Regions from separate parts of the Homo sapiens genome. Here all the other regions are linked to region 1. A link is a loop called in an ENCODE intact Hi-C map of the cell type or tissue named here. Cell type or tissue: heart left ventricle. All regions are shown on one strand. Region 1 has its middle 270 kb from the start of CWC27. Region 2 overlaps CWC27 (CWC27 spliceosome associated cyclophilin). Region 3 overlaps CWC27 (CWC27 spliceosome associated cyclophilin).

Region 1 (8,000 bases):
GGTTAGGAGTTCGGGTGTGTTCCCTAAACTCGGTGGGGATTTTTTTCCCCCTTGTTGGATGACACAGTTTAAAATTCCTTTCTTCATATGCTATAATTCCCTTTGGTTCTCTCCAGCCCTTTATCAAGGTCAGACACACCCCTACAACTTTGTGTGTTGTTGACAAGAGAAAAGTGAGACCTGCCCTGTGTTCACAGCCCTCTGTGGAGCCCTTTGCAGGGGTAGCAGCATCACTCCAAGGGGTGGAGGTCACTGGGCTGCAGGCTGCATTTGCCAGGAGTTGAGTTATTGCCAGCTCCTGCCCCTTTAAGTGTCTCTGTCTCCTGGGCAGATATGAGCACTGTATTCAGAATTACTAATCTTTTCTGGGACCTTTTCTCTAAATTCCAAATCACATAAGGGGAAGTGGTGAGGATGAACCTTCCCCAAACCCCACATTTCTGTAGCTCTAGAGGATATTGACTCATGGTGGAGCATTTATTTCAAATAGAAAACAGCACAAACCAAAAGACTTGAGGAAGTACCTCCTCCCACTCTTGTTTCCAAATTCCATTCAGGTTTGGAACTTTTTGAACAATTTTTATTTTGAAACATGAAAAGGTGGAAGAATCCAGCCTCTTTCTGCTAAGAGTAGACATAAAGATAAGCATCTCTCCTCAAAGGTACAGGATTATGTTACCCTTCTGGAATCCTGGTAGCCAATTCAAGTTGTTTTTGAAGCACAATGCTACCCATGAGGCCCAAACCAAAAGAACCAGACATTCCAGATTGACTCAAATAATTCCATTTTTTAAATGTAATGTTCTGGCACCTCTGTGATGACCATATTTGTTCCAGTTTTCATCACACCCTGTGATATTGAATGGCAAGACCAAGAACAAAATGCTTCTTTGAATAACTCCGCTGCCTTCCTACCTTGAGGCTGTCAGGTATGGGATACAGTTTGTTGGGAATTAAAGGAAAACAAAATTTCCACTCAAGAATTGAATTCTTTCAACAAATATAAAGAGAGGAAAAATTGTTTTGTGGTTTATTGTGGGGAAGAGAACTCTTAGAAAAAACAATAGGAGGAAATTCTCAATAGAAACTATGGATCTTTGATGAACTTTTCATTTCTGCATGATTAGAGAATTATTAACAGCCAAAACAAAACCTATTTTCTTCTTACTGTGTCTTATCCAAGTATTTAGTAGGGAGAAAAATGACATTAGCGACTATTGAGCCATTTGATTCCCAAACACATAGTAACTTGGCTTTGAAGGCAAGTCACAATGCTTCTAGGAAACCCCAAGATGGGAAGATTAAACTCTTTTCATTCTCTTTGAACTATTTGGAAACATTCACAGCTTGGAGCTGGGATGTCCATTCTATTGTCCACGGAGTTAGCTGTGTTGTCTCTGACTCCACAAAACACGAGTTTCTAACTGAACTGGGAGAGAGTTCTCCTGTACTGTGTCTAGTCTGTGTAGGCCAGACTTTATCAGTTTTTGGTACTCTGTGATAATTACCCTTGCCAAACACACTTGTCAGAATTATTCCCTAAAACACACTTGATTAATGGGCTTATCAATACCATTATATCTTGAATAATGCATATTAGTCCCAGATGACTATCTTTTCAGTTAAAAAATGAATTTAAACAAAGTGTAAATGTAAACATATTTCCAACTCAGAGTTCCATTTCAACCACTGAAGCACATCCTAGCACTAAGTCCTTTATTATTTTTGACGTTTATGACTTTGTGTTTGTTGGAAACAAGTTTTCAGGTGGCTATATCTGTTTTTTTATATTTATGACTCTTTTGTACTTATTGGAAATAAACAAGTTCTCAGTCTTCTATCTGTAAAATAAAACAAGAACTGCTTCACAAGAATCTTAGGATAATTAAATAAGATGATAGACATAAAGTAGTGGTCATATAGTAAGTGTTCTATAAATATTATGACTTAATTCCTTTAGCTCTATGGTAGACATACAGAGATTTGGGGAGATGATTTAAGTATATTAATTTTTATCTTTTTTTTTTGAGATAGAAGTTTTCTCTTGTTGCCCAGGCTGGAGTGCAGTGGTGTGATCTCGACTCACTGCAACCTCTGCCTCCCAGATTCAAGCGATTCTCCTGCCTAAGTCTCCCTAGTAGCTGGGATTACAGGCATGCTCCACCACACCTGACTAATTTTTTTGTATTTTTAGTAGAGACGGGGTTTCACCATGTTGGCCAGGCTGGTCTCGAACTCCTGACCTCAGGTGATCCACCTGCCTCAGCCTCCCAAAGTGCTGGGATTACAGGCGTGAGCCACCGCACCCGGCCTCTATTTTGTAATTAATATATTTACTTTTCATTGTAAAACAAGGGATTTCTATAGCAATTCAGAGCTTAATTTTTGTCTGTTAGCTAACTTACAAAATTTAAGCCTTTCGCGATTTGCTTTCAAGGCCCTCTGCCCTTTGGGTCCTATTGTACACAACCCTTTTCATGCTCCCAATTCATCAGTCCCTGTCCTGTCCTTTCACACATTCCACAGTTTCTTGTATCATGTTTCCCCTATCTAAAAAACTTCTTTTCCATTTCCCTTTATTATAATCTCATTCTTCCTTTAAGGTCCAGTTCAATCATTCTTTTCTTCTACAAAGACACTTCTGATTTCCTTGGTCCAAAAATAATGTCTCCCTCATAGTCATTCTTATGAAATTGAGTATTTTTAAACAATTTCAAATTTAGAAGAGGGCAACATTTACAGAAAACTTGCAAAGATTGCACAGAGATTTCCCACGTACTCCTCAACAAGTTTCCCCCAATGTTCACATCTTATATTACTATGGTCTATTTGTCCCAACTAAGAATCTAATATTGGTATACACACTGAACGCTTGTAACTTACGTTGTAGCTGACTATTAACTGTAAAATCCTTGAAATCAGGCTGTGTGGCCCTTAGTTTACTCATTCTGTAATATGTACAAAGTCTTTGCTTACCATTGAGCACCAAGTGGGAACTAAAACAATGTTTGTTGAATGAAAGAACAATCACTCCCATTGCTTTAACTGTCTACCTCAACATAATCTCTGTTTAAGTGTTTTGTGTAAGTGGAACATAAATACAGAAAAATGTGACTATAAATGTAAAGCTCAGTGATTTTTCACAATCTGAACATACTCATGTAATTATCACCTGGATTTCAAATAGAACATTTCCTGCATCACAGAAGCCCCTCCATGTGCTCCTTCCAGTAACAACCACCCTCCATCTTGACTTCTTATGTTGCCTTTAGTTTTATTTCAGTAATGGGACACAGTGTCATGGTTCATGCTTATAATGTGACCCAGTTTTATACTGTTATCATGTCTGTGCAAAGTGGCTTGAATCTATTAAAAAATTCATGGCTTGATTAAAGGAAGTATAACGCAGTAGATTTTCCAATAGCCAAACAATGTCCATTGTCTTTGTAGTTTATATAGTTTCTGCATTAAAGCCTAGCTTACGGTTGGGTGTACCCACTTTGGACCGAAAGACAATTCCATTTCTGACAACATCATTGAGCCCAGTGTAGGAAGTAGGACATAAACCATTTTCATTTCTGTTCCCTTAGAAACACATGGAACAAAATAAAGTTTGCCAAATGGAAATATACAAAACCACTGGGGAAATAAATGTTATTTTTAACCTTCTAAGAGACTATCACAAATAACTGGGAGGAGAGTGGAAAGAATTCAAAAAGCAGATGACCTTTTAACAGGCAGAACATAGCAGGGTCAGCAAGTGTCTAGAGAATGTTGTGACTTGGAGAAGGGATGCTGGGAGCCCAAGCCTGGAGGAACTGATCTCACCGGTTATGATGAGAATGGAGCTAGCTTCTTCCCAATCCTATGTGAACTGGATGGCTAGAAGGGAACCTTCCTCCAGTAATGGAAACAGTGAGAATCCTTGGGTACTAAACAAAGGAGTAGATTTGGAGATCTAGGAGCTAGTGGGTTTGTGGCTGGCAGCCAGGTCTGGAGTGTTGCTTTCAGGATGCCGGGTTTTCTCTACTCTTTGAGCAAATCTCACCCTATGGAGACACAGTCACCTGCATTCTAGGTGGAGACCACAGAGGTGAGGAAGTGGGTTAGAGGGAGGATGACAGCCATACCGTCAGTAGAGGGAGCTGTTCTGGGAAGGAGACAGGGAGACAGGAACCTCTTCCGCCTTAAGAGGGAAAAGAAAGCCACCACAGCCATTCTCACCCTTTTGAAGTTAAATCACTGCTTCACTGCCAGTTCTCAGGTGGCTCAAGAATGGACGGCTACTTTGCAAAGCACGTGCCAATTACACAAAATTGCCTACTTTGTCATGCGAATTTAAACCAAGCAGAGAATGCCTCTTGATCAATCTGGCTTTTCTTACAGATACTCAGCATGGAGAAAACTGGCTTGGTTGGAGACAGAGTTTGTGTCACACTTTTTCTCATAAAGGGAAAGTTGCTCCAGACCAAGCAACAAGGGAGATGTCAAAAGCTGGCTGTTCCAGCTTCTCCCTTGAGTTACAGATCGTCACACAACTCTGAGCACAGGAAGGACCTACAGTGTTCTTAGAAGCAGTAGAGTTGCATGCCCTTTACTAACCAGGCTAACCAATGCAAGAGTGTGTAAGACCTTCTAGGCAAAAGGCCCTGGGAGGCTGAGTTTATTCTCAAACCACCAGCCTTTCTCCCACCATCACGTTCAGTTACCAAAACATACTTACTTTTTTTTTCCTGTAACCTCATTTTAGAAGTGAACAGCTTTCAGTTAAAGTGATTTGCAGGGGATAAATAGAAGTAGGCTCATGCCAGACCTCACAGAGAAGTTCTAGATGGGCCCAGCATGGTGGCTCATGCCTGTAATCCCGGCACTTTTGGAGGTTGAGGCGGGCAGCTTGCCTGGGGTCAGCAGGAGTTCAAGACCAGCCTGGGCAACATGGTGAAACCCCATCTCTACAAGAAGCATAAAAAAATTAGCCGGGCGTGGTGGTGTGTGCCTGTAGTCCAAGGTACTTGGGGGCTGAGGCGGGAGGATTTCTTGAGCATAGGAGGTCAAGGCTACAGTGAGCCCAGATCGCCACTGCATTCCAGCCTGGGTGACAGAGCAAGACCCCATCTTAAAAAAGAGAGAGGGAGAAGATCTGGATGGTTCATGTCCTCTGCTTATCCTGGATATCTAGAATCTTACGGAAACCTTATATTACCCTTTCATGAAGTGGGAAAAGGACTTTAGAGAAGGGGGACAGATTAGAAGGCAGAAAATGCACTAAATAGTGTGACTCTCTCTTCATTTAGGCCCAGTTCTTTCTCCTGTACTTCTCTAGTTTTTTAGTAAAAGAAACAAGGAGACTGGAGCTTGGACTAACAGAATTAGCATGTTCAACATCAGTGTTCCAAAAATCATCAGCCATTTATCTTCATGGGGAGTTTTTCCTTTAGGCGCCAGCTGACTTTCTTTTCTTTGGCCCCTCTTTCTCATTCTGCCTTCTGCCACCAGCCTCCATCTCCACTGCAAAACTCTCCACGTCCCATTCAGGTCAGGGCCTTCCTTCACAGGCACAAAAGCTCATCCTGCAAATAATCAGCTTCTGCCCAGGTTCTCTATCATTAGCAATATAGAAAAGAGCAGAAGCTTTCAAGTTTTGCTCACAATTTGACATATATTTGATCAAATTTTTAGTTTGGGCTTGTATGCTCCACCAACCATCAAACCCTGGCAAATGTAAGTAAGGGTGAAGGGATGGTCTACCTCATACACTAGTAAAAACTGAGAACATCTTAGATGCTCATAAACGGAAATAGTGTTTAAGTACTTGATGATACCTCTACTAAAGGAGTAGATCTTTATGATCTTTAAAGCAATGTTTGAAAAAAGCACAAAAAAGTTTCTGCCACAATATAAGTGAAAAAGGTAGGCTACAAAATGATATAACATGACTAAATGACGTTAAAAACCTGAAGATCTGCTGCAAAGAAAGGGGGTTGTGGGGGGAGACAGGAAGGAAATGCATCAACGTTAACAGAGGTTGAGTCTAGAGGGTGGGGCTTTGGGTGATTACTTTTTTCTTCGTAATTTTCCACCCTTTAAAAGAGCATGTCCTACTTTTATAATTACGGAAAAAAGAAAGAAAACCTTGAGCTTTTGCATTTAACCAGTCCGCAAAAGCAATAAACAAGACGCGCTGTGGCCAGGGAACCCAGCGTTCGAGGGGCCGGCAGCGCGATCTGGCTGTCGCCTGTGGGCGGGGCGCAGTCCCCGGGACAGCCTCCCGGACCCGGGCCCCCAGGCTGCCCGCAACCCTCAAAAAGGAGCCTGTTTTATCTCTGAGCAGAGATGACGTCACCCTAAGGAAACCAGAAAGTGCTGATTAATCATGAAGTCAGAACTAATCCCTGAAAAGAAGTCGGGTAGGGGCGAGGCGCGAGAGTGCCCCAGACGAGATTGCAACCTCAGACGCCGCGACCGGGCTGGGGTCTCGCCCGTCACGCCCAGCCGGGACGCCGGTGCGCCCCGCCCCCACCTCGCGTCTCCCCGCTTCCCGCTTCCAGCTTCCCCCGCGTACTCCCAGCCTCCCGCCTCCCGCCGCCACTAGGTTTCTCCGGCCAGCGGCCTGGGTGGCGCATGCGCAGCGGCGGGATGGCCGGGCCCGCTCCAGACCCTGGCAGTCCACAAGCTCCCAGTCGCCTGCCGTGGTCCCTCCCCGACAGGTTCTTATTGTACCGCGCAGTGGTCGCGCACCGACTAGCTGTGCTTTTAAAGATGATTATCACTATGGCGGTGAGACAGTAGTTTGGCCGAGACCTGTTCCAGTACCCGAGCCAAAAAGGGTGAAGTAGATCCAGGACCGTCACTGGAAGCCACTTCGAGAGAGAGGCCATGCTTCTTAAAGTATGGGTTTCACAGCCGCCAGTTTTTTGGAGGTCTATAGTCACATGTTATTCACAATCTTATTTTTATTACAGTCGGTTAAAAAGGATTTCATCCATTGCTAGAACACTGCAATCCTCAGCTTCGGGGGTAACCAGAAGGCTCTCTGCGCCCGCTGCTGGGAGGTGGCGGGGCCCCGGGTCCAGAGCCAGGCTGGAGGCGGGCGCGCCCCACCGCCCCTGTGATGAGAGACAGCAGGAAAACTGGGCGTCCGGCAGCCCTGGGGCAGAACAGGTTGCTTGTCCCTGGGGAGCCCTCTAAGGGATAAAGGACCTTGGATGCGATCAGTCTTTCTTTGCGGAAAGCCCTCACACCTGTCCTGAGAGATAATTTGCATAAAAGCTGTTTGTGCCCTGGAGGAGAAAAGAAAGTGATTAAAAGAAGGTGGGGAGAGGGGTGGTCTGAGATGTCAGTAAGGATATTGGGCTGTGAAATACGTTGGTCTTATAAGTGGCTCTGCAATATCTTCTAAGAAGAATCCTCTGTGAGGCCAGCCTCTTGTTTTTAGGCTGGTCAAGCAGAAAAGAAGAATGGAAGCCCATTCACTGAGAAGCCACTGGGCCCCCAGGGACACCTCCATCTTGCCTTCACAGCATTTGCTCTTGCAACAGGTTCTTAGATTAATTTGGCCTCGTGGTCAGTCTTGAAGCAGCTCCCACATGTGCCCTGGCAGCTCAGCGCCCAGCTGTCCCGTCCTGTGTTTGTCTAGTTGATTAGGCAAGTGTTAACCAGTGAACCACAGAGGCCCATGGTCCAGTGGGCAGGGTGTAAGAAAGTACCTGGAACACAGAGATGGACGGAGATAGAGCTGGAGTTTGGGCCAGGTGGGCAGCACCGGCACCTCTCAACAATACCTACAAACATATTGCTCTGCTCATTTGTTTTAATCACATCAAGGCTTGTCACAATCTTTCTGTTTTCTTTTCCCTTAGAAAACAAACGTCTCACTAGGGTTGCTTCATGAAGTTCACCAGTACAGTAAGTGCTACAGCACGTTAGATTGCCTTGGCAGGGAGAAGGGCCTTTTATCTGCTTTGGATCACTGTTGGAGTCTCAGGCCTTTAAATCTTTTG
Region 2 (8,000 bases), 220 kb after region 1:
AGAACACAATTTTGTCAGTCCAGGTTCAACCAGAGAAACAGAACCAGTAGAAGACAGATAAATAGATAATTGATGGATGGATAGATAGATAGATAGATAGATAGATAGATAGATAGATTTATTACAAAGAATTAGCTTATACAATTGTGGGAGCTGCCTAGGCAGATCTGAAACCTGTAGAGCAAGCAAGCCATCAGGAAGGGCGTGCTGGAACTTTTGGGCATGAACTGAAGCTACTATTCACAGACGAAATTTATTCTTTTTCAGGGAAGTCTGAGCTCTGCTCTTTGGACTTTCAAATGATTGAACCAGGTCCCCAGATTATCTGTGATAATCTGCTTTACCTAAGTCACTGATTGTAGACGTTAATCACAACTACAAAATAACTTCATACCAACACCTAGATTAGTTTTTGATGGAATAACTGGAGTCCATCGCCCCACCAAGCTGACTTACAAAACCAACCATCCTAACAACATATCAAAATTGGTGAGATGCAGACAAAGCAGTGCTGAGAGGGAAATTTCAAGTTTTAAATGCATATATCAGAAAAGAAGAGGGGTTCAGAATCAATCATCTAAACTTCCATCTTTAAAAGCTAAAAAACAAAACCCCAAAACAGACAAGAAGAAAAAGGGGAAGAGCAGAAGGAGCAAATTAAATAAGTAGAAAAAAGGAAGTTGGAGAACTACATGATTTCAAGCCATACTAATACAGATCATGTAAACATATATCTCAAGGACTTTTAATAACATAGGAAACTTGCCAATTTGGTAAATTGTTAGTTCCAACCTCTCCCTGCTTACCACGTTCCAGATATAACTTTCACAGAAGTTGAGACCTAGATGCACCCTTAAAGGTAGCAGGTAGTTCAATTCTTTCATTTTTAAGAAAAGAACACCCAGTGTCAAATAGTTGGGGAAGAGACATGCAAAACTATAAGCATGGTTTCCAAACTCCCTCCCACAGCTCTTTCCATTGCAACATACGGTCTCCAAGTTGCCTTATATGTTACTAAAAATTTGACACACCTGATTTACTGTGCTGTAGCTTTTGGGAAAACATGCCATTATACCTACTTGCTCATTTTCTTTTACTTCTTAAATGTATCCACAGGCTACCTTGAGAGGCACCTTTCTGTGAATTAGAAAAGAACACTTACTGGCCGGGTGCGGTGGCTCATGTCTGTAATCCTAGCACTTTGGGAGGCCGAGGCGGGTGGATCATGAGGTCAGGAGATCGAGACCATCCTGGCTAATCGGGTAAAACCCCGCCTCTACTAAAAATAGAAAAAATTAGCTAGGCATGGTGGTACGTGCCTGTAGTCCCAGCTACTAGGGAGGCTGAGGCAGGAGAATCTCTTGAACCTGGGAGGCGGAGGTTGCAGTGAGCCGAGGTCGCACCACTGCACTCCAGCCTGGGCGACGGAGTGAGACTCCATCTCAAAAAAAAAAAAAAAAAAAAAAGAGAAAAGAAAGGAACACTTCCCCTGGGGGGTGCCTTCTAGAGGAAAAAAAAAAAAAACCCACAAAACTTTTCTAGACTGAAGGATTAGAAGAAGGTACCCTTAGGACTGACATACCCTCACACCAGTGCAGAAGGCTTGGTGAGTAGAGCCCCAGCTAGATTTCAGCCCATACTCACATTCCATAACTAAGCTTCCCTTTTCAGGTCACAATATGCACAACCATCTTTAGTAGTCCACTTACTAATCATTCACCATCTTGCTGAATGCAGAAAATCAAGTAATGTTAGTCCATAAAAATATTCCATTCATAAATGAATAACATACAGAAAAAAATCTTCTAAAACAATATCTTAAAACTCTTAAGCTATATCTTAAAACTCTTGGCATAACAAAGTTCTAATATTGTAAATACTCTAGTAAAATAATAATATTAAAAGAGGAAGACTTTATTACCAATGCTTTCTTTTAAAGAGTGACATTTTATGTTTGTTTTCTTTAGTAAGATTTGAAGTGTTTCTATAAGTGCTATATTTAAAAAACACATAGATGGAAAAAATAAAGCAAGATGTTTTCCTAAGCAATAAATGTCATTGGGTTTTCAGCAAGGACATTTATGTTTCTAAAATAAAACACTTGCATTCACTAGCTAGATAAAGTTAGAACTTTATCTTTTAAATTTGTTTCCTTCAGTGAACATATCTATAATCACATTGGTAGACACGTTATTTTTGTTCTATGAGGTTGTCATAAAGTTTTTATTATAAACAGGATGTTCTCAAATATAATGCTTTCATTTTTTATAAACATTCAAAATTAAACAAAAGAAATAAAAATAATTAACAATTTTTATAAAATACAATTAGCAAATATTATCTTAAAAGAGACCATTCCTTTCACTAGCAAAATTACTCTTATATCCTACTTACTCCAGTTTGAGTTCCGGCTGGTTGGCAGCATAAACCTGCCTTAAAACGCACCTTCAGGAAAATTCTATTTAACTTCACTTGACTTAACATTTTACAGAGATTCCCTATGTATTTAGAGTGCTCAGTCTGTTTATACTATTTGGTACTTTTTAATGTATTACTTTCTTAATTTCATGTGCTCATGTTTTACAGAGCATGAGTTAGGCAGTAATTGCATCTGATGCCAAGTCATTCTCTGTATCCAACAGAGGGATGTAGGAGGTGGGAAAACCAGGATGCTTATGAAGGATAATAGCTACTAATTTTGTAGGTAGGCTTGTCTTGTTTCCCTATCCCTATAGACTGGCTTCATCAATTCTACTTCATTGGAACTACACCCTTTAAATACAGTCGCTTAAAAGATAATACTCTGGTTGCCATATAGGCTTAATAACTATTGTCAATTACCTGACAAATTAATTTTTAATTTTACTTTGAAATACGCCATGGTTGGAAGAGAGTATCAGACAGTGAGCTGCTCTATGGTTGTTAAATGACAGAACTGGACTGTGTGGTATCAATGGTACTTTCAACTTTATAATCACAGGCCATCAATGGCATTACGTTTTAAAAGTGGTCTCATGTACACATTTCATTTGACCTTATCAAAACACCACTGAAATAGGAAGGGCAGGTATTGATTGCATTTTACTGATGAGGAAGCAGGAGATTCAGAAAAATTGGTTTACTCAGATCTCATTTCTAGCAAACAATGCTGGCATCAGAACCTAAATATTCATAGATCACAGTTGTCATTAAATTTGAGTAACATTTGTTATTCAAATAAATTCTAGCCTAGTGCTAGAAATAAAATTTGTTTTAATCGTGCTATGTAAATTCATTCTTCTCACTAAACCATTACCTCATTTACTGTAGTGATTTGATATTCATTTTCAAATTGTAAAAAGTAAAATAATAATCTAAAATAGTAATCTTAACAAACCTTCCTACTCATATTACTCTTTTCCAAAAATGCAGAAATTCAATATTAATCCAGCCTTGAATCCTTCAAATTGATTTACTCTAGTTTTAAAAAAATTAATCTATTAATATGTTTATCTGTACACTTGAAATAACACACAAATAAAGCAAAATGAGTTGTATTTACAGTTTATTATACAGGAAGGTAAATCATTATCTGGTTCCAACCTATCTTTTCCAGCTTTATTTCCAACTATATTCTCTCCTCTGGTCACAATAGATTATTCCTCAAATACACCCTGTACTTTTCTCAGTTTCCTCTTCTGGAAATTCCCTTCCCCACCCATTTCCTCTTATTCAAACTCTACCCCTTCTTCAAGGCCTAAAATTAATGCTACTTGCATACATGCAGACTTCCTAATCCATAAATTCAAAATTAATCTCTCCATGTTCCATGAAGCTACTGTACTTTCTCTAATCTTGTGTTTTATATAGATTTCTTTGTATACACACAGCTAACTATCTGGCTCAGCTGAGAGCTTTATGCCACTTGGATATTGTAGATGTCTGAAAAACTGTTTGATGGATGCAAATTACCTATCAAACAGAACACTGCTTCAAGGTTTTCATCATGTCATGTCTGTCTCCTCAATCTCTAACCTTGGCTCCTCCCAGTTTATTTTCCATGTTATTATTATACAATGGTGATCTCCCAAAAACAAACCCTAATCATGTAACTTTCCAACTTTAAATCTTTGTATTGTTTTCTACCATCTAAAGGACAGAGTCCATTTCCAAATACGCCATACAAGGCCCGTCATGACCTGGCCCCAGTCTATTTTTCTAACACTTTCTACCAATTCCGGCAGACATGCAACCATGTGTACAAAAGTTCCTGCAGTTATCAGGATATCAAACTCTCACCTATCCCCTTGCACCTACTTTCTATATCCTTGGTACACCATTCTAATATCCCATTCCTTAACCCTCATCTCAACGGAGGTATAATATGGCAGTTAAGTCAAGGATATCTGTGTTTAAATCCTATATTGCCAAGTTCTGGGAGAGTAATCCTGAATAAGTTAAACTTTTAAAAACACAATTAGGGAAAGGTGGGAAAGCTCTCTAACTTCACCATTCTTCCCCTACTCTTTTTGCAATACCACTCTGATCCTATGGTAAAGAGAGCAGCTTCAGGATTTTCTGCAAAACAAAAAACTAAGGGTTAGTACTAGAATGTAAGCTCTATGTTCCCTGCAGTAGAAGATTAAAACAGGTAAGTTTTAAAAACAAATATGCCTTAAACTTTCTTTTCCTCTAGTTCCTTATTCACTATATGCTGAAGTGTGAAGTAACAATACATAGAAAATGTTAAATCCTTTTTGGCTTAATAGTCCATCTCAGCAAGGATATTAACATATTTTCACGTTTATTTGCCTCATCTATTATCTTTGGGGAAATATCTGTTAAGCTCTTGTGACCATTTAAAAAATTACTTTGTTGGCCGGGCATGGTGGCTCATGCGGTCAAGACATTGAGACCATCCTGGCCAACGTGGTGAAACCCCGTCTCTACTAAAAATACAAAAATTAGCTGGGTGTGGTGGCACGTGCCTGTAATCCCAGCTACTTGGGAGGCTGAGGCAGGAGAATCACTTGAACCATGGAGTTGGAGGTTGCAGTGAGCCAAGATTGCTCCACTGTACTCCAGCCTGGCGACAGAGTGAGACTCTCTCAAAAAAAAAAAAAAAAAAATTGCTTTGTTTTCTTATAGTTGAATTTTAAGAGTTCTTTATATATTCTGGATACAAGTCTTTTATCAGATATATGGTTTGCAAATATTGTTTTCCCAGTCTGTGGCTTGTTTTTTAATCTCCTTAAAAGCATCTATCACAGAACCAAAGGTTTGTTTTTTTTTTGATAAAGTTTACTTCATCATTTTTGTCCACAGATCATGCTTTTTGTGTTTAAAAACTCACTGTCAAACCCCAAGTTCATACAGATTTTCTCTTTTTCTTCTAGAAGTGTAATAGTTTTATGTTTTGGTCTATGATCCATTTTGAGTAAATTTTTATATAAAATATAAGGTATGTATCAAGATTTATTTATTTGCACATAGATCTCCAATTATTCCAGTACCATTTGTTGAAAGGACTATCATTTTTCAATCCAATTATCTTTGTACCTTTGTCAAAAAAATCAGATGACTATATTTGTGTAGGTCTGCTTGTGGACTCTGTATTCTGTCCCACTGATCTATCTCTCTATCTTTTAACCATCTTTTCTTTTTTTTTCCTTCTTTAAGATTTAATAGGTATGTCACACTCTAGATATTGGTTCACATATACTTAAGTGGCTCTTCTAGTTCAAGGTATCATACTCTGTAAAAGGATTTCTTTTTGTTCTAAGAATTAGAATGAAAATATAACAACAACAACAACAACAAAAAGTTAAACAGAACTTGAGTGATGTGAAGCAGATAAAGACTGTTGTACAATAGCACAATATACTAAGGCCAGGTCACTGCTCTGGCTGAAAACTGGGAGTTGTTTCACCTTAAAGAGCCCAGATGAAGTGTGCCCTTTGGCATAGTATATTTCCATGTCAGATTTACAGCTTTGTAAGGTTTTATTTGTTTCCATTTTGTTTATACCCGGTTTAGGTGCCAGGTGTTCATCTAAAGTAATCTTGAGCAGTTACAGTATTTAAAAAAAAGAACAGTTCAAATAAATACACAGCATCAACTTTCAAACACTCTTAAAATATTAGTTAAAACTTTTGAAAGAATAAACTGAAAATTTTCTCATATATGTCTTTGTTGGAATAAACACTATTTATCAGTTTTATGAAAATTATTTAGTAGGGGTTTTTATACATATTAATAGCAAAAAGCTCTGAATGACCTTAAACTGCATGAATTAAGGTAATTCAAACATTCTCCCAAACTATGACCATAATACCAAAGACTGAAAGCAGTGATGCTGCAATTTAACCATCCTTAGGTTGTAATTCCTTTCTAAAGGCAAGAGTCCTAAGTTGTCAGTTTGTGTTGCAGGCCATGCTTAAGTACTATAATAGGTGTTTTGTCCCCGTATTAGTCCATTCTCACGCTACTAATAAAGATATAACCAAGACTGGATAATTTATAAAGGAAAGAGGTTTAACTGACTCACAGTTTCACATGGCTGGGGAGGCCTCATGATCATGGCAGAAGACAAAGGAAGAGCAAAGTCACATCTTACATGGTGACAGGCAAAGACAGCGTGTACAGGGGAACTCCCCTTTATAAAACCATCAGATCTAGTGTGACTTATTCACTATCATGAGAACAGCACGAGGAAAGACCCAGCCTCATGATTAATTACCTCCCACTGGGTCCCTCCTACAACATGTGGGAATTAAGGGAGCTACAATTCAAGAGGAGATTTGGGTGGGGACATAGCCAAACCATATCAGTCACCCTTTTTTAACTTTATTTTAGGTTCGGGGGTACACACGAAGGTTTCTTACCTAGGTAAATACATGTCAGAGGGGTTTCTTGTATATATTACTTCATCACCCAGGTATTATTAAGTCCAGTATGATGTCCCTTTTGTCCCACTGAAAATTATTATAGTTCACTGACACAATTTAGAAATAAAGCTAGTTTGGCTAACAAAAGGAAACCTCTCACTTTGTCTCCTTAAAGTCAAGTGACCATTGTCTTCTGCAAACATCCGAACCTAGCATTAAAAAGACAAAATAATCTAGATCCCAACTTGCTTTTTAACTTTATTTGCCTTTATTCACCTATGCTCCCAACATATACGAAAAAGCTAAGCAACATGTGTATTTTCATTACTAATTAATTGACCATAAAACCTAGGAGCAAATATCTTTAAATAGCTACTAAAAGGTAAGCACATTTTGTTCTATAATTATTTTCATACTATACAGCACAGGCTAAAACAATAAAAGGAACAAAACATAATTTTTAAAACTTCACTAAAATACTAAGAAATCCTACCTGAGAATGAGTATAAAGCCAAACAATAAGGCTGTTGAATAACTGCAATGTTATCCTGGTCTTTGATTTCTGGGCTATTCTCCAGTACCATCAGGATTAGATAACCTCACCTTCTATCACACTAAATGTATTTCCACAGGTCAGCTACATATATCATTTTTTATAGGTGACTAGACATGTACATACATACTTCACCCAAAACTTACTCTTACCAAACAGCAGCAGGATATAAAATACAAGGTCCCATAACACCCTAGTCTTTGTCCCAGGCCTATGTAATATTTATCTGGATGCTTTGGAGCCAAGCCAAAGGCTTTTCGTTTTAACTTCATTAAACAAAGCCTGTCTTTAAAATATTTCAAGTTACTGTCAATATTGTGAGCAAAAAAAGCATATCCGGAAATTCTATTAATTTGTAATGACTAATAAAACTAAAGTAAACGCTTATCTAAAAGGAAGAAGAAATTGGCAGGAAGTCATTATATAACTTTCAAAGCTAAGAAAACATTCTTTTTTCAATAGAATCAAGAAAATCAAATATACAGTAAGGACAAATCTAACTTCCTATCTATTGAGTACATACATACCTTTGATCTAATGAATTTCCAGAACAAATTGAAAATACAGATTAAAAAGAAGTG
Region 3 (8,000 bases), 79 kb after region 1:
CTAATCAATATTTAAGCCATAAACTGGGTCATTGAATTTAATAACTATATTTTCTATTTCTAAATATTCCATATGGCTCTTTTACAAATCACCTACTCTTTTTTATTGCCTTAATTTTTTATTATGATTTTTATTTCTTTAAAAAAATCTCTTTACTGGCCAGGCATGGTGGCTCATGCCTGTAATCTGAGCACTTTGGGAGGCGGAGGCGGGCTGATTGTCTGAGCTCAGGAGTTTGAAACCAGCCTGGGCAACATGGCAAAACCTTATCTCTACTAAAAATACAAAAAAAAATTAGCTGGGTGTGGTGGTGGCGGGCGCCTGTAATCCCAGCTACTCAGGAGGCTGAGGCAGGAGAATTGCTTGAACTCAGGAGGTGGAGGCTGTAGTGAGCCAAGACTGTGCCTGCACTCCAGCCTGGGCAACAGAGAGAGACTCTGTCTCACAAAATAGAAACTCTTTATTTAAAACAAAGTTATTATGTTCTATCACTCAGATTGTTCTTGGGGATTGTTCTGTTCTGTCTTCTGACCCTCTCTCTAGGGTGGTCATTTATTTATGTGTTTTCTAATCTTTTATTGTGAGTTTATTTTCAGCTAGGACTGCATCTCCATCACACTCCATAGGAATCCTAGGCACCAAGATTGTTCAAGTATTCCTATAGAGAGGTTTTGCATTGGTTTCTACCAGACAATCAAGGGGTTCCATTGGTCCAGAGCCATTTTTTCCCATTATTTTCTTGACTTAGGAATCCTATACCATATAAATAGCATACATTCAGACTTTATATTTATGCCTGGTAGAGGTTTAGAGTTTTGGCTTTTTCATAAGAGTCTTTCATTTTTTCTGCCACATAGAGTTCTGAAAAATGGCAAGCTTCTTTGTGGCATTCCTGACCAGGTAGACAGATTTTTAGTTCCTACCTCTCTAACCCAAGGCCATATCTTCCATCCAAATGTGAGATTAAAACCCTATCTTCTAGATATTAGAGCCTCCATTTGGGTCCAAAATCCACTTGGGCCACTGTAGTGTTGGCTTACTCAATGTCTGGTTATGCCTTCCTTTTGTTTCTGGTACTTATGATTTTCCTTTTCTTTCTTTCTTACCTTCTTTTCTCTCTTCCTCAAGCCTAGCTAAGTATTTAAATTGGGCTGGATCATATTTTATCCAGCATTTCTATAGATTTGTAGGAGAAGAAAGTTTTGTGTTAGCTCAGTCCATGTTGCCAGAACAGGAAGTAGCACATCTATTTCTCATGTGCTTGAATCCTCCTGAATAAACAAAAATTCAATAAGTGACTAGATGATTTTAGTGAAGTAAAACTGGCTAATAAAATACACAAGACATTTAAAATAATTCTGTTTTTCTAATACAGAGTGCTCTACTTTTACTTTTCTTATAAATCTCAATGTACACTGGATGATTCATAAACAATAATGATGCATTATAATGACTATTCATCATTACCTGAAATTTCTATGAAATACATGCTAAACAGATAGTAATGAAGGATGGAATTAAAAAAGAATATCTACTAAGAACTTATTATATGTCAAGCACTATGCTAGGGTGTTTTGATTATCTATGAGGAAAGTATCAATAAACCTATTTTACAAGTGAGGAAACAGGATATGACCAAAATTAGAATATAGTAAAGCTTGGATATGAGCTGAGGTATGTATGATACAAAGGTCCACACTGTGTCCTACTGTCTTCAATTAAAACTTCAATTCATAATTACACAGTGTCTTCTGTGTGCCTCTTATGCTAAGAGATGCTTTGAAAGAAATGTAAAACATATGATACAGGCTTTTCATTCCAGAAATTAAAGGGTAAAATGAACTTAACATACATGAAAAATATCACTTACAATGTAAGTATCAAAATGTGGATTCACGGATATAATACAAGCATCTTGGGGACTTAAAGATTACCTATGCTATGGCGTTAAAATAAAATTAAAAAAATATATTAGTTATGTATGAGATAAAAATAGGAGATATATATATATATATGAAAGGGCTTGGGAAGGAAATGTCCAACATCACTATAACCATCAGTTTACTAGAGCACAAGAGCTAGGAAGTAGCTTGAGGATCTTCTAATCTAACTTCCTGTTGATAGATGAAGCAACTAAGGACCAGGTAAGTGACATTACTTAGCTAGTGTCTCATGTGAGTTATCAGCAGAGCCTGGGCTAAAACTTGTATTCCAACTCTTAGTTTGTAAGACTGCAAGTTAAGTACTGCACATTTGTTCCTGCATGTTATAAAGTATGTCCCTTATCCTTTCCCTAGGAGCTAGTCAGAAACTTAATCTTCAATCCACTTGAGTCTCTTCATTGGCTACCTACCTAATGAACCAATGTTATCTATCCACAGCTTTCACTGTATAGATTAAAAGAGCTTATACTTATACCCTCTGTTGTCTCAGGACCAGAGTCAAGGAGCTATCAGCTCTAAGTAGCTGCAAATTCATTCATTTAAAAAAAAAAAACAGTGTATTGAGCTGGGTGTAGTGGTGCAGGCGTGTAGTCACAGCTACTCAGGAGGCTGAGGTGGGAGGATCACTTGGGCCTAGGAGTTCAAAGCCAGCCTGAACAACATAGCGAGACAATCTCTTAAAAAAAAAGAAGTGTACTGAGTGGCTATTCTGTGACAGCAACTGTTAATAAGCCTGCTTATAAATGATTTTAAATGTCTCTGGATTTACTATTTCAAGAAAATTTTTGCTAACTAAATAAAGGTGATGTGGTAATAACAGTAAACATCATTTGATTAACAAAATAGACTTGATGGATATAAAAAATGTTAATGCTACTAATGTCTAGTTGTACCTCATACTTTCTGGAAAATACAAAGTCAATTTGTATTTTTTTTTAATATACCAGATCTTAAATTAATTCAAGGAAAAGTATCAGACTTGAAAATAGCTAACACGATGGCTAACATTTAACATTTCAATTACTTACTATATGCCAGACACTGGTAACTGAGTTACTTGTTTAATCTTCTAACTAACAATTCTGTCAGGAAAATATGTTATGAACTTCATTTTGCCAATGAGAAAACGAAAGCAGGAAAAGGTTAAATAATTTATCACATGGATTATAAGCCTGGGGATATAAACCTATGTAGTCTGGCTCTAAAGTACAAGCGCTTAACCAGTTTGGTTGTTTCTTCTTCATGTTTGAGAAAAAAAAAAAAATCCCTAGGAAAACAATTCCAATCTGACACAAAAATGCATCAGGTAACCAACTGGGTATATCCCGATGAAATAAAATCCTTCAAAAAAAGGCCCTAAACTCCCCCAGACCATAATATATGGTTTAATGGATAATGAGGGGAAAAAAAAGACCAAACAGTGGGTTTACTCAGTTAAGTTCTACCTAGGAAGAATCCCTTATGGCTTTTTCTCGATTCTCCTTAATTAATCAAATTTTCCCCTCATTTGAACCTTCAAAACACTTCGTGGCTCCCAAGCACACCGTATCATAACTGCTTCTTTGTTTATATTGCCCTCCAGGCTGTAAACTCACATGGCAAGAACTGTGGCCTAGCATATGCCTTGCATATAGTATGTGCTAAATAAATAGTAGCTGAATGGACAAATAAACAGATAGATCATTTTTAGGTCCTGAATTACAACAGTGTCTACAGTCACCTTACTGCTTTTACTGAATGGAAAAGTTCCTGGAGGGACTTGTAGGGCCTTAGGGCCCTTAGCATACAAATACTTTTTCAATAGATGGTTGCCTAATTAAGTTGAGGTATAAGGGATTAGATAATTCCTGACACTTGTTAAATAAAGGTGAGAGGAGTTCATGAAGTCAGCTTTAAGGCAGTTACCCCTGATTAGGGCCACTGGGCACTAAGCTTTCTGGGTAAGAGTTGCAGCCATTCATTGTGGTTTTACCATCTCTCCTGAGGAGCTACTGGTGATAAACTACATATTCTCCCTCTCCCAGTCAGAATGCCTTTTCTTTTGCTTTATTAAGAAAATCCATCGTGGAAATTATAATGGGAATATTCTGTGACAATAAAATGAGAGCCTATAGGCAATATATTCTATACTATCATTTTTTCATTATTACAACCCATAATATTTATTTAGTGACCAGAGACTAAAGCCTTACTAACTTTGTTTTAAAGATACTTGAAAGTTGTTAAGGTGATATATTCAAATAGTGAATAAGAAGAAAACTTGTCCAATGGAGCTGCCAAAATAAAAACCTATTCATAATAAAAAATAATTTAATGGGGGGGTCTCTATACATGTGTATTTTACAGAAACTAGACAGAAGGATGCTAAAGTTTATTTTTTCTATACTATGGACTACAATAAAAAAACTACCATTTATTCATTCTGTTTCACCAGTTTTCATTTTCAGCATATTTTTATGCTACAAATTGAACAATACTGGCTCCATCTGGTGGTCAATAAGCCTCCTAAAGGTTCATGAAAATTAGTTAAAAGTGGTTAAATAATTTAGGGGTTATCTGAAATATACTTGAACATTAAAGTATGCCTCAACACTGAACACTGATTATGTGTAATTCAGTCTAATTTACATGGAAGTGTTATTTTTTTCTTCTATAGTTTATCCTAGCTTCATTGCTTCATGTTATGAGGGGCTTAAAATAATTCTCAAAATAAAATAATACAGAACGTTTTCCTCTGTGTTTTTCCATTAGAGAATTTGAGAAATGTGCAGGTTACAAATTGTCTCATGGAATAAATAATACAGTTAAAATTTATGCAGTTTTTCAGATTGGATTCTGTTTTAAAATATAAACTTGAAAATACTCACTGATTTTCGACTGTATTTTCCATTAGAGAAGGGTAGCTTGTGAATATATGAGTTCATATCTAGGAGTTTTATATATTTACATGCTACTGAATGCTTAATCTTGATTTTTAAATTCTGCATAAAAGGAATATGTCTAGAATCACAACATAAAATTTGAGTACTGTGAAGTTCTTAGGTATCAGCAACCTGCTCATTTTACAGATAAAAAAACTGAGGTTTGGAGAAGTTCAATGATTGTGCTAAACTGGGAGTATGAGAAAACAGGTTTTACGAGAAGCCAGTGTCTCGTTTCTACACACACTACCATATACACTTTCTCTTTGTAGCACGTTCTCACTGCACATATGCTTCATAACAAACTAGTAATCACATTGGGGTTATATACATTTACAGCATAGTGTGACATTTATAAAATGGAATGTATCCTTAATATAGTTTTAACTCTCTAAATTAGGAATTTTTAAAATTTTTACTTTTGCTATTTTCCCTTAAGATGTCGGAAATTAAAAAAAAAACCTGTTTTAAAGCCCTACTCCTATCAAAATACAAAATTTTATCTTGTCTTTTCAGGAGTAAAGGGCTTTGTTGAGTTTATAATTCAAATAGCAGTTATGTTGGTAATAAATTATAGTCATGACAGCATATAATTTAGGATACCACAAAGTATTATACTAAAAATCAATTCAAATAAATTTAAGTAATCTTACCTAACATGTTAAGGGATAGAGAGAACTTAGATCAGTAAAGACAGGTTCTGAACACAAAACATTAAAACTGGTCTTAATTGTCTTATTTTTACTAATAATTTTTCTTATACTGCTCCTTGAGGAGCAGGGTTAACCCATGGGCAGTGTGCCCAGAGTCTCCCTAATAACGTTTTTTATTAAACAGTGGGTCTACTACATAAACTTATCAGGGAGCCTGTCAGATAGACTACTTGATAAGCAGCTTTTTACAGATGTTTCTGTATTCTTAGTAATGATCACAAGACACAACTGCAATATATAAATGATTATTGAGAATTGTTGAGGGGCATATGTGCTTTTCTTTTGGGGGCTCCAGCTTTCTACCTATCAGCTGTAGTTTGTTGTTCCTGTTTAAATTTGCTCATTCTCCCTCACGCAAACCTCTGGACTAGCACACAGGTTGATTGATGTTGCCCCCCAGGTACCTCAAGAGAGCACACTTTGTGCTTCTGCAGATGGTGTGATCCGCAATTCTTGTAGCTCGATGGCCATTTTGAAAACATTTCCATGTTGCCCTGCCATTCTGGATGTGGAAACTACAAATTATGTACCCCGTGTTGTAGCAGTAAGAAAAAAAAAATTCTTCAAGATAAAAAGAATTTATGAAGCCAATGAGAAAGGAGACTCAAGAAGTACTACCTAAAATTGCCCAAGGCGAATTAAGCATTGCAGAATATCTGTGTTTCTAACAGTACTTAAAGGAGGGTTCTATTGTTTTGTAACATAAGGTAATTTTCTCCAAGTAGTTATAAGAATTTACAAATCTGTTCAAAACAGTCCTTAAAATACTTGCATGTGTGGTATTGCAGAGTATTCTTTAGATTTCCTATGTGATTGAGGAAACTGAAGCAATAAAGTAGCTTCTAAAATATAAGTATGACCACTTCTGCCAGCACCATCACCATTTTTTTAGGATCTAGCATGTCTAAGACACAATGTTAAGATACTGTGCATGCTTTATTACTTAATTCTGTAACAACAGAAGGGGTATTATTATCCCTATTTCATGCATGAGGAAACAGAGGTTTAGATAGGTTATCTCTTACCCCAGTTTATATGGCTAATAAATGATGAAGCAAGGATTTGAATCCAAGGCTGTCAGACTTCAAAGCTCATCCTTTTTCTACTCTATTTAGTGCAAACAGTTATGGTGGTAGGTGGTACTATTATGCGTAGGAGTGAGGGAAACCAATGACAGTTTTCCAGGTTAGGAGCTTATATACTGGACAAAGGGTAAGACATACACTATTACTGTGTAGTGGTACAAATAACATGAGAGGTTCTGATATTTAGGAAATTCATGCAGAGAAGGGAGAGGGAAAGCTGGGTAGAGGAAGTGGCAGCATAAGTGGGCATTAAAGGAGAAATAAGATTTGGCAATAGCAGGTAAACGAGAAATAATAACCAAGACATAACAACCAAAGGAAATACAGGGCAGGATGCACAGGAGGCAGAGAAAAATTATTCTTTGAAAATGAAGAATGTATAAATAAGATGGGGAATAAAGAAAATAAGACAAAACTCTGATCATGAAAGTCTCTGAATGCCAAATAAAGAAATTTGAACTTTATTTTGGTAAGCAATGAGCAGCCACATTTTATATCTTGTTGGTCCTATACTGCCAAAAATAATTCATAGGTGTTTGTGAGCCTCTTATAAAAATTTTTATTTCTAATATTCCTATACCTAATTATTGATTATTTGTGAGCCTTTTATAAAGTTAAATGTGTTGAACCATTCTAGATTGTTATGTTGTTTGGACTCGTGTCTAAGAATTTTTTAAGGGTTATTTTCTATCATAGTACTAGCTTTAGTTAGTTGATAAAATGGCAGTAAAATTTCAAGTTTCCTGATGCCCACACACCTCTTATCAGTGAACAAAGCATTCCTTAGTAGTTTAGTGACTGCAAGTGCAAAGGTGAGACAGGGAGAGAGAGGGACTGACTCCCCAAGATCTTGGGATTTTTTTTCCTAATAATTTTAATAAGGAACTTTGGAAAATATCCTGGTAAAATTATTTTTCTGTATCTATGAGAATATTTTAATTGAAATATGAAAATATGTACAACTATTTGAAAGCACCATATCCAGTTGTTTCTGACTGTGTTTCACTCTTGACTTTTTTTTTCATTTTTATTTTTTACCTGCCTAGACCAACCAGACCAGATTAATGTCAGATTAATGACATCTCTGACAAATTAAGTTTTGAGATGGAGTGAAGGTAGGGGAAAAGCTCATCCAACTATGCTCCATTTGAAGTCTACTTGTGTCCAAATGGGCTTTCTGGAACCTGAGGTCGGATGGTGAGTTGAATGGGGGTCGCCCTGCTCAATTTTAGTGGTAATGCTGTGAATTGTAGGCTAGCAATCAGACTGCTGATTCTGGCATACAGCTAACAGGTCATATTGCTTGTGGCTTGTTTTATTTTTTGAGGAAACAGCACT

Evidence for each region. Hi-C counts contacts between places; a loop is a spot of excess contacts. Peaks named below come from ENCODE experiments on the same cell type or tissue, not always from the same donor. Only the 100,000 strongest peaks of a DNase experiment are listed, where the experiment ranks them.
Region 2: it touches region 1 in a loop (4-fold over the local background); 21 of 110 quality-filtered maps call a loop at or near these places.
Region 3: it touches region 1 in a loop (2.5-fold over the local background); 11 of 110 quality-filtered maps call a loop at or near these places.

The regions. Positions count from the first base shown.
Region 1 is chr5:65,034,146-65,042,145 of GRCh38, reverse strand. No RefSeq gene overlaps it. Among named protein-coding and RNA genes, the nearest start is that of CWC27, 270 kb to the right of the region's middle. RefSeq lists enhancers at 3,990-4,284, 6,116-6,632 and a silencer at 6,506-6,555. In heart left ventricle, CTCF peaks have their summits at 4,120 (motif pointing right) and 6,563; DNase peaks (open chromatin) are centred at 6,285 and 6,605; H3K4me3 peaks cover 1,438 bases; H3K27ac peaks cover 6,116 bases.
Region 2 is chr5:64,818,195-64,826,194 of GRCh38, reverse strand. The region is part of intron 10 of CWC27 (CWC27 spliceosome associated cyclophilin); the gene reads right to left. Among named protein-coding and RNA genes, the nearest start is that of CWC27, 53 kb to the right of the region's middle. In heart left ventricle, no CTCF peak of the experiment used is centred here; no DNase peak of the experiment used is centred here; H3K27ac peaks cover 819 bases.
Region 3 is chr5:64,955,419-64,963,418 of GRCh38, reverse strand. All of the region lies in intron 11 of CWC27 (CWC27 spliceosome associated cyclophilin), which reads right to left. Among named protein-coding and RNA genes, the nearest start is that of CWC27, 190 kb to the right of the region's middle. In heart left ventricle, CTCF peaks have their summits at 4,255 and 4,457 (motif pointing left); no DNase peak of the experiment used is centred here.